Linked DNA regions of Homo sapiens: region 2 is linked to region 1. The links are chromatin contacts, found by Hi-C or POLR2A ChIA-PET in ENCODE. All regions are on one chromosome and are shown on one strand. The core of a region is the stretch at or near the end of the contact, and the rest is flanking DNA. Distances in the headings are between cores, read along the strand shown.

The links. A loop is a pair of places that touch in the nucleus more often than their neighbours do. ChIA-PET counts read pairs that join two places held with the same protein, here RNA polymerase II (POLR2A). Pooled maps may share reads with other maps.
Region 2: a map of IMR-90 shows a loop between it and region 1 (9-fold over the local background). The contact joins the enhancer-like site here to the promoter of DHRS3 in region 1. A Hi-C loop is called at or near these places in 42 of 168 maps with a recorded cell type or tissue (Calu3, HCT116, HepG2 and 25 more) and 28 of 50 pooled maps. POLR2A ChIA-PET finds 5 or more read pairs at or near these places in 16 of 52 experiments (A549, AG04450, BJ and 12 more).

The regions. Positions count from the first base shown.
Region 1 is chr1:12,615,278-12,620,297 of GRCh38, reverse strand. DHRS3 (dehydrogenase/reductase 3) reads left to right here and starts at 2,088. Exons shown (of 6, transcript NM_004753.7): 1 at 2,088-3,144. The coding sequence starts at 2,950. RefSeq lists a silencer at 81-332 and enhancers at 568-1,199, 1,200-1,831, 1,832-2,463.
Region 2 is chr1:12,537,334-12,542,353 of GRCh38, reverse strand. No RefSeq gene overlaps it. Among named protein-coding and RNA genes, the nearest start is that of LINC02766, 14 kb to the right of the region's middle. RefSeq lists enhancers at 497-791, 1,354-2,002. Within about 2 kb of position 2,038, at least 23 of the 41 ENCODE cell types and tissues checked have a DNase peak (open chromatin) inside an H3K27ac peak, as active enhancers do; they include HCT116, IMR-90, ascending aorta and 9 more, where a contact is called at or near this core.

The sequences.
Region 1 (5,020 bases), core at 839-3,338:
CCCAGCCGGTCTGGCATCTGACCGGGGTGAAAATGCATCTCTGTATATGAGTTGCTTCATATCTTTTGGCTTTAGTTTCCCCAGCCATAAAAGTGTGTTTGGGGTGGGGGAGGAGGACTATGATCTTCACAAGCCCTTTTAGACTTGGGGTGTTAACCTTACATGAGAGAAATGCCTGGAAGAAAAGCATGGCTAGTTAGCAGGAACGCCGCTGGGTTGGAGGCCGGGCAGCTCGGAGGCGCAGTATCCTATCTGGGCCACCAGGCGGCTCCGAGGACAACAGATGAGCAAAGCCCGCTTTTGCAGCCTGGTTCTGTCTTCAGATCTTTCCAGGCTTCTTCGCAGGCCTGGCGGACACCAGCCGCTGCTGGGTGGGAAAGGCCTGTCACTCCCAGGCTGGAATCGCTTTCCCATTTTTACAGACCTCGAAGATGAGAGGAGGCCGTCACCACAATGGATTCCGGCCCTGGGGTCTGATGGAGACATTGGTCCGCCCTTCGGTCAGACTCTTGGGGGCGTTAGGGGGGTGGGGGGGTCTCTGCTCTGCAACCCTTAGCTGAACCCCATCCTCCACTTCTCTCCTCCCGTCTGGTCAGAGTGGGAAGAGGTTTGGATTGGGATCCCCCCTCCTGCACTTCCTGGCTGGGTAACCTGGACGATGGGATAACAGTCCCCCGATTGCAAGGTCAGGGGAAGGACTGTGTCAGAATATAGGCCCTCAGTGCAGGACAGTTGCTCATCCTAAGCCTCTCCTGCCTTTTGCTCTTCCAGTGGCTTTTCACCCAGAAGGAAGATCCTCCCCTGCAGAACCTCTCCCCAGAACTAGGTCTTTGCAGGTGACGAGGTAATCCCAGCCTCCCCTCCCCGCAGATCAGCGTTTTTCGAAGTGACTTTCTCACCAGGCGGAGCATTGAAAGTACCGATCCCAGCGCACCCAGCCCTGCTGAATCAGAATCTCTGGGGGTGAGGCCCAGGAATCGCCGTCTGAACAAGTCGCGGGCTGGAAACGGCTGCCCCAGATTACAGGGCAGCTCCCTGCTTCGCTCTCGCTCCTCCGGCCCCGGGAACGTGCAGGGGGGCGGGAGGCAAGTCCCATCAGCACTTTGAACTGGGGCTGCTTTTTAGTGACTCACCTCCCAGACTTCCTGCAACAGACAACTCTAAATAGCTCGGTCCCACCCTCCAGCAGGGGAGACATTCCGGTCGGGAAGGGCAGGAGGTTAGAAGGTGGGTGCCCCGCCAGGGCAGTCCAGGGAGACCCAAGGACAGGAGACGCTGGCTGCACAGCACAGGGGCGCACGAATAGGACGTTTTGTTTACAGGCTTTTGTTATTAAGGAAATTGGTGTCAGTCAAGGTAATTCTAGCTCAGATGAGCAATAAATATGCTCCCAGCTAATCTTGTGGGGATTTTATTGGCACTCGGAGCAGAGGTTCCTTTACCTTGACTACTCCCTCCCCTCAAAGCAAAGTCCTGCTCCCCAGCGGCTTCCCCCTAAGCATCGTGAGGCACTTGGGTCAGGCTTTTAAAAGTCCACTCTACGTGAACACAGAAGAGGTCCGGGCAAAGGTGAGGAGTGGCTTCCTGATCCTACCTGGAGGCCGAGGATGACCAAATGACCTGAAATAAAACCCTGGGTGACCTGGTTGGATCAAGGCATACGCAAGCTCCCCCGGGCCTGCTCCACACTCGGGGTGATCACCTGGCCCGCGGGCGGCCCGGGCAAGGAGGAACGTCTCGAGAAGGCAGCCGGCTCGCCGGAGTCGGTTCCAGCGTGTTCGAGTTACAGCTGCGAGCCCTCAGGGACACCGGCGGCAAGTCCCGGCTTGCAGAGAGGGGAGCCAGTCCCGGGAGAGCGCGAGTCCCGGCGAGCCCGAGTGCGCGCCTTATGCGCGCTCCCCGCGACGGCGCAGGGGGAGGGGAGGCCGCAGCAGCCACTCAGAGGAACGGTAGTGAAGCCTCCCAACAACTTTAACTGTCAATCAGACTTAATGGGGTATTGAAAAAATGGGGGAAAAAGGGGCCGCCCTCTCCGCGACGCGGCTGCCCGGGGAGCGAATGAATAGGGCCGCGCAGACCAAGGCGTCCGATCCACGCGCGCTCCACACCCGGACCCTCTCCAAGTTGGAAAGGACAAAAAGAAGGCAATAAATGCTAAAAAGGGAGAGAAGGGGAGCTGGATCGAGCGGCAACTCCCAGCCTCTGCTGGAACAGAGAGGGAGGGAGGGAGCCGGAGCGAGCGAGCGCGCGCGAGGGCGAGCGCTGCACGTAAAGAAACTGACACCCGGACCCCCCACTTCTCCTGCACGTTGCTGGCAATCAGATCGCGTTTAAGCAATTTCCTGAGCCCAAGAATAGCAATGAGTCGGGAGACTTTCGCGGGCTGAAATTGGGAGCTCCAAGCACTTTTTCCCCCCACTTTTTTTTTTTTTTTTTTTCTGGAGACGGGGTGGGGGTGGGGGCGCTACAATTTGGAATCAGCTTTTTTTTTTTTTTTTTTTTTTTTTTTAATCTTGCACTTTGAAACCGCGGGACCGAGGCAGGGTGCGCGCGTGTGGTTGGTGCCTTTTTTTTTTTTTCTTCCCCTCCCTAAACTCCTCTGTCAGTCTGTAAACATTACCTGAGAATTCCCCAGCCGAAACGGCTGCTGGGGCAAGAAACTTCTTGTTAGAACTTTCCACCTCCGGCTTCCCCCTCCACCTCTTTTACCGTCCCAACCTTAGGAGACGCTTTTTCTCCCCCAGAGGAGAATTTATCTTTTTTTTTTTTTTTTTTTTCTTTTTCTCACCCGGTGCTTTGCATTTGGGAAGAGGTGATTTCAAGAGTGGCCAGGTGGGACGCCTCTCTCCTCCTTATTCGGTTTACTATTTATTGTTCGGGGTGTTTTTTAATTCCTGTATTGCTCGGCCCGGGGAGTTTCGCCCCCTGCCCGGCTCCGCGGCGCGGAGGATGGTGTGGAAACGGCTGGGCGCGCTGGTGATGTTCCCTCTACAGATGATCTATCTGGTGGTGAAAGCAGCCGTCGGACTGGTGCTGCCCGCCAAGCTGCGGGACCTGTCGCGGGAGAACGTCCTCATCACCGGCGGCGGGAGAGGCATCGGGCGTCAGCTCGCCCGCGAGTTCGCGGAGCGCGGCGCCAGAAAGGTACCAGGCACTGCGACTCCAGGGAGTGGGGGGCCGCAGGGGCGGGGGTAAGCCCACCTGCTGCCGCTGCGGGATCCCGCGCCCGGGAGCTGAGAGTCGCCGGCCACCCCACTTCTCCGCGCCACCCACGAGTGCTGAGCTAGTCGGTTTCACCTTGTAAATTTCCCGGGCACCGGACTGTCTTTTTTGGCAGGTTCAGAGTTGATCCGCTCCTTTGGGATCGGTGGCTGGCTGACTGGCTATTCACCCCCACCCTGAAACCTAAGAGACCCACCATTTCCCACATTCCTGCCTCCCAAAGGAAGGTGTTGTGCCCCCCTCCCCCGCCTTCCCCCCTTTTTCTTGCCGCCACCCTGGTGAGTGCAGGGTGTGCGCACTCCTGGGTAGAGCTGGGAGCCGCCTGCTAGCTGGCGCCTCGTATTTTCCTTGGCAACCCGCTACCCAGCCCCAACCTGGGCGGCTGCAGCTCTGAAGACACGAGAGAGGGTACTTGGTTTGGGTTTGAAAAGGGAAGAGCGGTCTTGTATGCAGTAGTCTGGCCGGACCGACACTGAGAGGCCCAGGTGTTTGGAAAGCAGGAAAGAGGAGGCCAGGGTAAGCAGCTACTGATAAAGAGCCCTTGTTCTCACCTTCAACCCTGTCCCCTCCCCCCCAGTACACCCCCCAGGGATCCCTCCCCATTTAGCTGGAAGGTGGTGCTGCAAGGAGGGTCCTGCCCACCAAACACGGCCTTTAACTTTTTGGTGGTCCTGGCACCCCTTGCTCCAGGTTTTGGAGACCTGGTGCCAGAGTGGGGAGAGTGGGCAGGCTGTCACCCAACTCCCAGCCCAGGCCAGGCTGACTCACGCGGTGACCAGAGCCATCAGGAGAGGGAGGCAGGCCAGGCTGTCTCCAGCCAGCCCTGTGAAGAGGAAGAGCGAAAACAGGGAATTAGTTTGAAACTTAAACTGTTGTGAACTAGGGGGGTGAAAGGGCCGCAAAGCCAGCTGATCTGACATGGAGCCGCATACCTTGGGGATTAAGTAAATATGTACTGTAGAAAACCAAACCTGCATGTAATTCCAGGTTGCTTTTGTTTTGTTAAATACTGCCCTGAGATTTACAATTCCTCCGGGGTGGCTCTGACTGGGACTGAACTTTGGAGCCTGAACTATCAGCCAAAGCCGATCCGATTAACTCTTCCCTAGCCGGGCTGGCCGGAGCCTGTGGTGGCCAAGCTAGCAGGGGTCTGGCTGTCCAGGACTCCCTCTTCTCCTTGGGTGGTTTGGACAGCCGCTTGACCTTGCATTTGGAGGGGGAGTTGGGAAGCGTTTTTAACCCTTGGACACAACGAATAAGGGGAAGTCAGAGTTGTTCTCAGCAGTTTCATTTCCTTGAGGCGATGCCCCATAAAAGGGCTCCTGAAGCTCTTTGTGAAGGGGACTGAAAAGGGCAGATGAGGGTGTCCTTTGGGGCGGACGTGGGGTTTGGGACAATTGCATGTGATTGTCATTCTTTAGCTGTCTGCATCCCACAGAAACTTTTTTCTGAGTCTTCCAGCTGGCCCAAGTCCTGGGTCTCTTTTACTGTTCTTGTAGCTGACTACAGTAGGCAGATGAGGAACTCTTAGTCAATCTGGAAAAACTCGACTGACTATAAACAATCCTAAATTGAAAGAAGTGTATGGCATTGGGGGGTGGGTGTGATAGTACAGAGTGGAGCCTGCAAGTTCACGCACCGGGAACCAAACCCCACCTAACTTGGACTGGACGTCCTCTTCCAGGGAATCCAGCCAGGGCCAATTAGAAATGTGTCTTAAATTGGTGTCAGGGTCACCAAAAACAAAAACAGGATCCATGGGGGCCTGTGAAACTTCGAGTGCCATTCATGCTCGGTT
Region 2 (5,020 bases), core at 789-3,288, 78 kb after region 1:
CTACCATCTCTGCATCGGGAGCTTATCATCAACACAAATCCACGAAACATGACATTTAACATGCGCAAAGCTGCAAAGGAAGGGCTGGCAGAGCCACGTGGACTACGGTACAGGGAGGGACTTATTCTGACCAGGGGTCTGCCAGGAGGGGTGTCAGTCACGGAAGGCTTCCCTGAGGAAGCGACCTGTGTCATGAGCTCTGATGGCTGACTTAGAATTAACCGGGCAAATGGGGACAAGACTTTTTGACACAAAGGGAATAATAGATGCAAAGCACTTGGGGTGGGAGGAAACAGTTTTAAGGGCCCACTCAGGGCTGGATCCAGGGTGGGGCACCGGGATTCTTGGGGCCAAAAGGCTGGGTTTCTCCTCGTCTGGTGAATCAGAGTTTGGGGGAAGCCTCTACTGGTTTAGCCCACCCTCAGAGCCCTGATCCACCAGCTGGGCAGCTCAGCTCATCTTTTGTCTGGTGGTGGGGAAAGGCTGTTGGAGGCGCTGAGGGGCAGAAGCCTGTTTTTGGAGGGCCCGTGGCAGAGAGTGAGGGAGGGCCACGTGGAGCCCCACGGTCACCCTGCTACTTTCTCTGACCTCAGCTGCGGCTTGGCCTCCCGCCCTTTGGGAGTTCACAGGGAGGTGAAATCTGCAAGCGGAGGCTGGTTTCTTCCCCTCCTGGGAGGACTGAGCTATCCAGACAAGGCCCGGGAAGGCCCCTTCCTCCCCTTCCAGGGCTCTCTGGGATCTGATGAGCCATTTGTCCAGCTCTGTCTTCTCCCCTCCCCAGCTCTGGGGACAGAGCAGCTGGGACTGCAAAGACTGTCCTGTTCCTGATGTAGGTCCCCACACCTGGAGACCCAGGGGCTGAGGCCGGCCCCCTGCACCTCCTCCAAGCTGCTGAGCTCAACTGCACTCTGTGGCCCCAGGAAGGCATGGGAAAGGCTGCCCCCCTGGAGCACTTCATGGCTGTCGAGGCGCACGTTGCAAATCAGGCTCTGGCCCTTTGCCTCTGCGAGCACTGGGGGCTGTCACTTACGACCCTGTCCTTACAGGGAAATTCCAGCCCACAGCTCAGGGCCTTGGGAGCAGCCGCATAGACTTCGGAGCCAGGCAGCTCTGGGTTGGCGTCCCTGACCTGTCTCACTCTCTGCAGGACACTGGGCACATTTACGTCTCTGAGCTTCAGTTTCTCCATGTGTAAAAAGGGGTCTACCCCTAAGCTGCAGCGCTGTGGTACTTATGGTGGCAGCTGGTGACAATTCCTGACAGCGGGAGTTGGGGGGTTCTTTACCACCAGTGGCTCCTCTCAGAGTCATTCAACCCAGGCAGGGGCACTGGGGAGATGGTCAGTACCGCCCAGGTAAACCGAGGCCTCACGTGTAGGAGCCTGCTTTCTGGAAGGGAGGCTCTGCCAGCAAGTCTCATTTCATCCTCAAAAGAACCCAGGGATGTAGTTATAAGCAGGATTCGCCTCTGACAGATGAGGAGAGGTTCAGAGAGGTTGACAAACTCACTCAAGGTTGCACAGCAAGTAAAAGGCCCAGCTGGGATCCTTCAGGGATTGCTGGACCAGGGAGCCCCTCCTCTGCACCGTCAGGAAGGGTCCAGTGCTGGGCCCTGAAGCCAGGAGCCCGAGAGGACGTTCTCAGCACCAGCTCCGCCTGCAAGCCCAGGATTTCCCACCCCCATGCACCGCACCCAGGACCCCAGGACAGTGCCCCTCCCCGCACACTGGGCTCTGGCCTCAGCCTGCCTCTGGGAACTTGGCGTTGGAGTTGGGGGAGGGTGGAGGGAAAGGCAGCCTTCGGAGCTGTCCCTGGGAGGGGAGCCGTTTGGCGTGAGGGCCGGGCCAGGCCGGCCTCCTTTGTTGCAGGCTGACAGGACGGTGCGGCCACCACACACTTCAGCTGCCAACTCGCCGCGGTCACTCAATCCATCACCGAGGGCGGGGGCTCCCGGCCCTGCTGGCTCCTGGCCGCTCGGCCTGCGATGTTGTTTTAGTCTGACTCGGGCTGTGAGATAAACGGGGCATGAACCGGTCCCCTGGCAGGGGGTCAGCCCCTTCTGCCCTCATTAAAGTGCCAATCAAGAAGAGGAATGGAGACGCTGAGTGAGCTCAGCCCTCTCGGCCAAGGGGGCAGGAGCCGGTCCCCCCACCACGGATGCCTGGAGAATTCCATCCATCCAAGGCCTGCGGGCGTCTGGTTGCAACACACCCAAGCAGCCGGCCCTTGGTGTTCCGTTCCTTCCCAAGCCTGCGTATGTGAGCAGCGGGTGGGGTGGGTACTTGCGACTTTGAATTTCCAGCTCCCCCAACTGGAAGGGAAATTCAAAGCAGCAAGTACCCACCCACCTCCTGCTCACACGGGCAGGCTCGGCTTGCTGTTGTGGCAACGTCACAAACCACCCCAAAACTTTATGGCTTAAAACAATTATCTCCAGGCATGGTGACTCATGTCTGTAAAACTAGCACTTTGAGAGACCAAAGTGGGAGGATTGCTTGAGGTCAGGAGTTCGAGACCAGCCTGGCCAACATAGTGAGATCCCACCTCTATCAAAAAATATAAAAATTAGCTGGATTAATGGGGCACACCTGTAGTCCCAGCCACTCAGGAGGCTGAGGCAGGAAGATCACTTGAGTCCAGGAGTTCAAGGCTGCACTGAGTCACTTGCACTCTAGCCTGGGCCACAGAGCAAGACCCTCTCTCAAAAAACCAAACCAAACCAACCAAACAAAAAAACACCCAGCCATTTGATGATCTTGTTTGAACCTGAGGGTGGACAGGGCTCAGCTAGGTGAATCATCTGCTCCATCATCTGCTGGGGTGGTGGCTGGAGGGGCTGTTTGCTGGGGCTCTTCTGGGCTGAAGGGTTCAACATGGCTCAGGCATGTGGCATCTTTGTGGGGACACCCAGAAGGCTGGGACACCTGGTTCACGAGGATGGCTGTGCCTGTCTCTCTGTCCCTGTGGAGTCTCGGGGCCTCTCTCCCTGTCTTACATGGCCTCTCCATGTGGTCTGTCCTGCAGGGTAGCCAGACTATTCAGTGACTTGGGGCTCCCAAAAGCACATGAGTGAAGGTGCTAGGCCTTCATAAGGTTTTGGCCTGGAACATGGCACAGAGGAACGTCTGCCCCATCCTAAAGCAAGTCAGGAACCAGCTCTCTTTTCTCCTGGGCACTCTGCCTGGAGGGCAAGTGGATCAGCAGCCTCTTGGGGTGTGGGGTGAGGTGGCTGGAATTCTCTCTCTCTCTCTATATATATATGTATACACACACACACACACACACACACACACACACACACACTCCACAATTCTTCAACTCTCTGGAAGAACCCCTCAAAGTCTATAACAAGGCATTCGCAAAAACATAATTAATAGTATGCTTTCATATTAATTTTACATATTAAATAAAAATAATAATTGGACCGGGTGCAGTGACTCACACCTGTAATTCCAGCACTTTGTGAGGCCAAGGCAGGGAGATCACTTGAGGATCTGCCAGGAGTTCAAGACCAGCCTGGGCAACATGGCAAAACCCTGTCTCTACAAAAAATTAGCCAGGCATGGTGACGTGTGCCTGTAGTCCCAGCTACTCGGGAAGCTGAGGTGGGAAGATCACTTGAGCACAGGAAGCAGAGGTTGCAATGAGCTGAGATTGCACCACTGCACTCCAGACTGGGAGACAGACTGAGACTGTCTCAATAATAATAGTAATAATAATAATAATTGTTACCATTGCTTAAGAACTTATGCCAAGCATTGTTCTAAGCAATTATAGCTTATTTAATTCCCCTGATAGCCCTGTAGGGATGATATAACTATTACCCTTGCTTTACATGTGTCTAAGATAAGTGGCTAAACTGTAATAGACTCCCAAACATTTAGTAACTCAAACACAATAGAGGTTTTTATCTTGCTCTCTTAAGGAAAGATCAGCATTCCTGGTGGGCAAGCAGCCCTCCTCCCTTTAGTGTCCCATAGATCCAGGCTCCATCCATCCTGTGACCCCCACCCCTCACCTCTGGTCCCCAGTAGTGCATAGATCACTCTGGCAGCTACATGAAGACTGGGCCATGGATGGTGTGTGCAGCTGTGGGCAAGCAGAGGGGTTTGGGATATTCACCATTTGCCTTCTAAATTTACTCTCCCTTTGTTCACCCTGCTCTCTGCCCTGGGAGGCTGCCCTCTGTGGACTATATCAGTGGGCTCCCCAACCCTCCAGCTTCCAGTTAGGCTCAGCCAGTGGGAGACAGAGCAGGAGATCAGAGGGCAAGAGGAGAGGGGAGGGTATTGATTTCCCTGGCTCTCTGTCTCCACTAGGCTGTAGTTTGGAAGTAGCTGACTTTTTCTACCAAAGGCTATGGCTCCTATCAGGGGGCCGGCAGCTTTGACTCTCACCCATCTTAGGGATGGTAAGAGGATACGTCACCGTCTCTTGTTGGTACCCCTGATCCCACCCGCAGCTTGTAATCAGCCCGTCTGCTAACCTCTCTGCAATCTCTGTATCTGTCAGAGGATACAGCTCATCTACATTCTGCAGTGGTCTCAGCTGGCACAGGAGGCAAGGGAGGAAGCAAGGAACCATTGAGAATGCTACAGTAATAATCCAGGAGGGAGATGATGGTGGGGTAGCTTTCCAAGGTCGGGCCAACAGGATTTTCTGATGGATTGGATATGGGGTTCGAATAAAAGAGAAGTTTCCAGGATGATTCCAAAATGGTTGGCTTGAGCAACTGGGAAAATGGAGTTATTTATTAAGATGGGTAAGACCAAAGGAGAGGCAGGCTTGGTCAGTTTTGGACATGTTAAGTAAGGCATGCTTTTTAGGCTTCTAAATGGAGACATTGAGAGGCAGATGGAGCTCTGAGTTTGAATTTCAGGGCAGAAATTCAGGCGGGAGATAAGACTATGAGACCTGCCCATATACAGATGATATTTAAAGCCATAGGACTCAGAGAGATAACCAAGGAGAGTTTGGCTGAAGAAAGGAAGAGGACTTACAGTGAATGCTGCGGCTCTCCA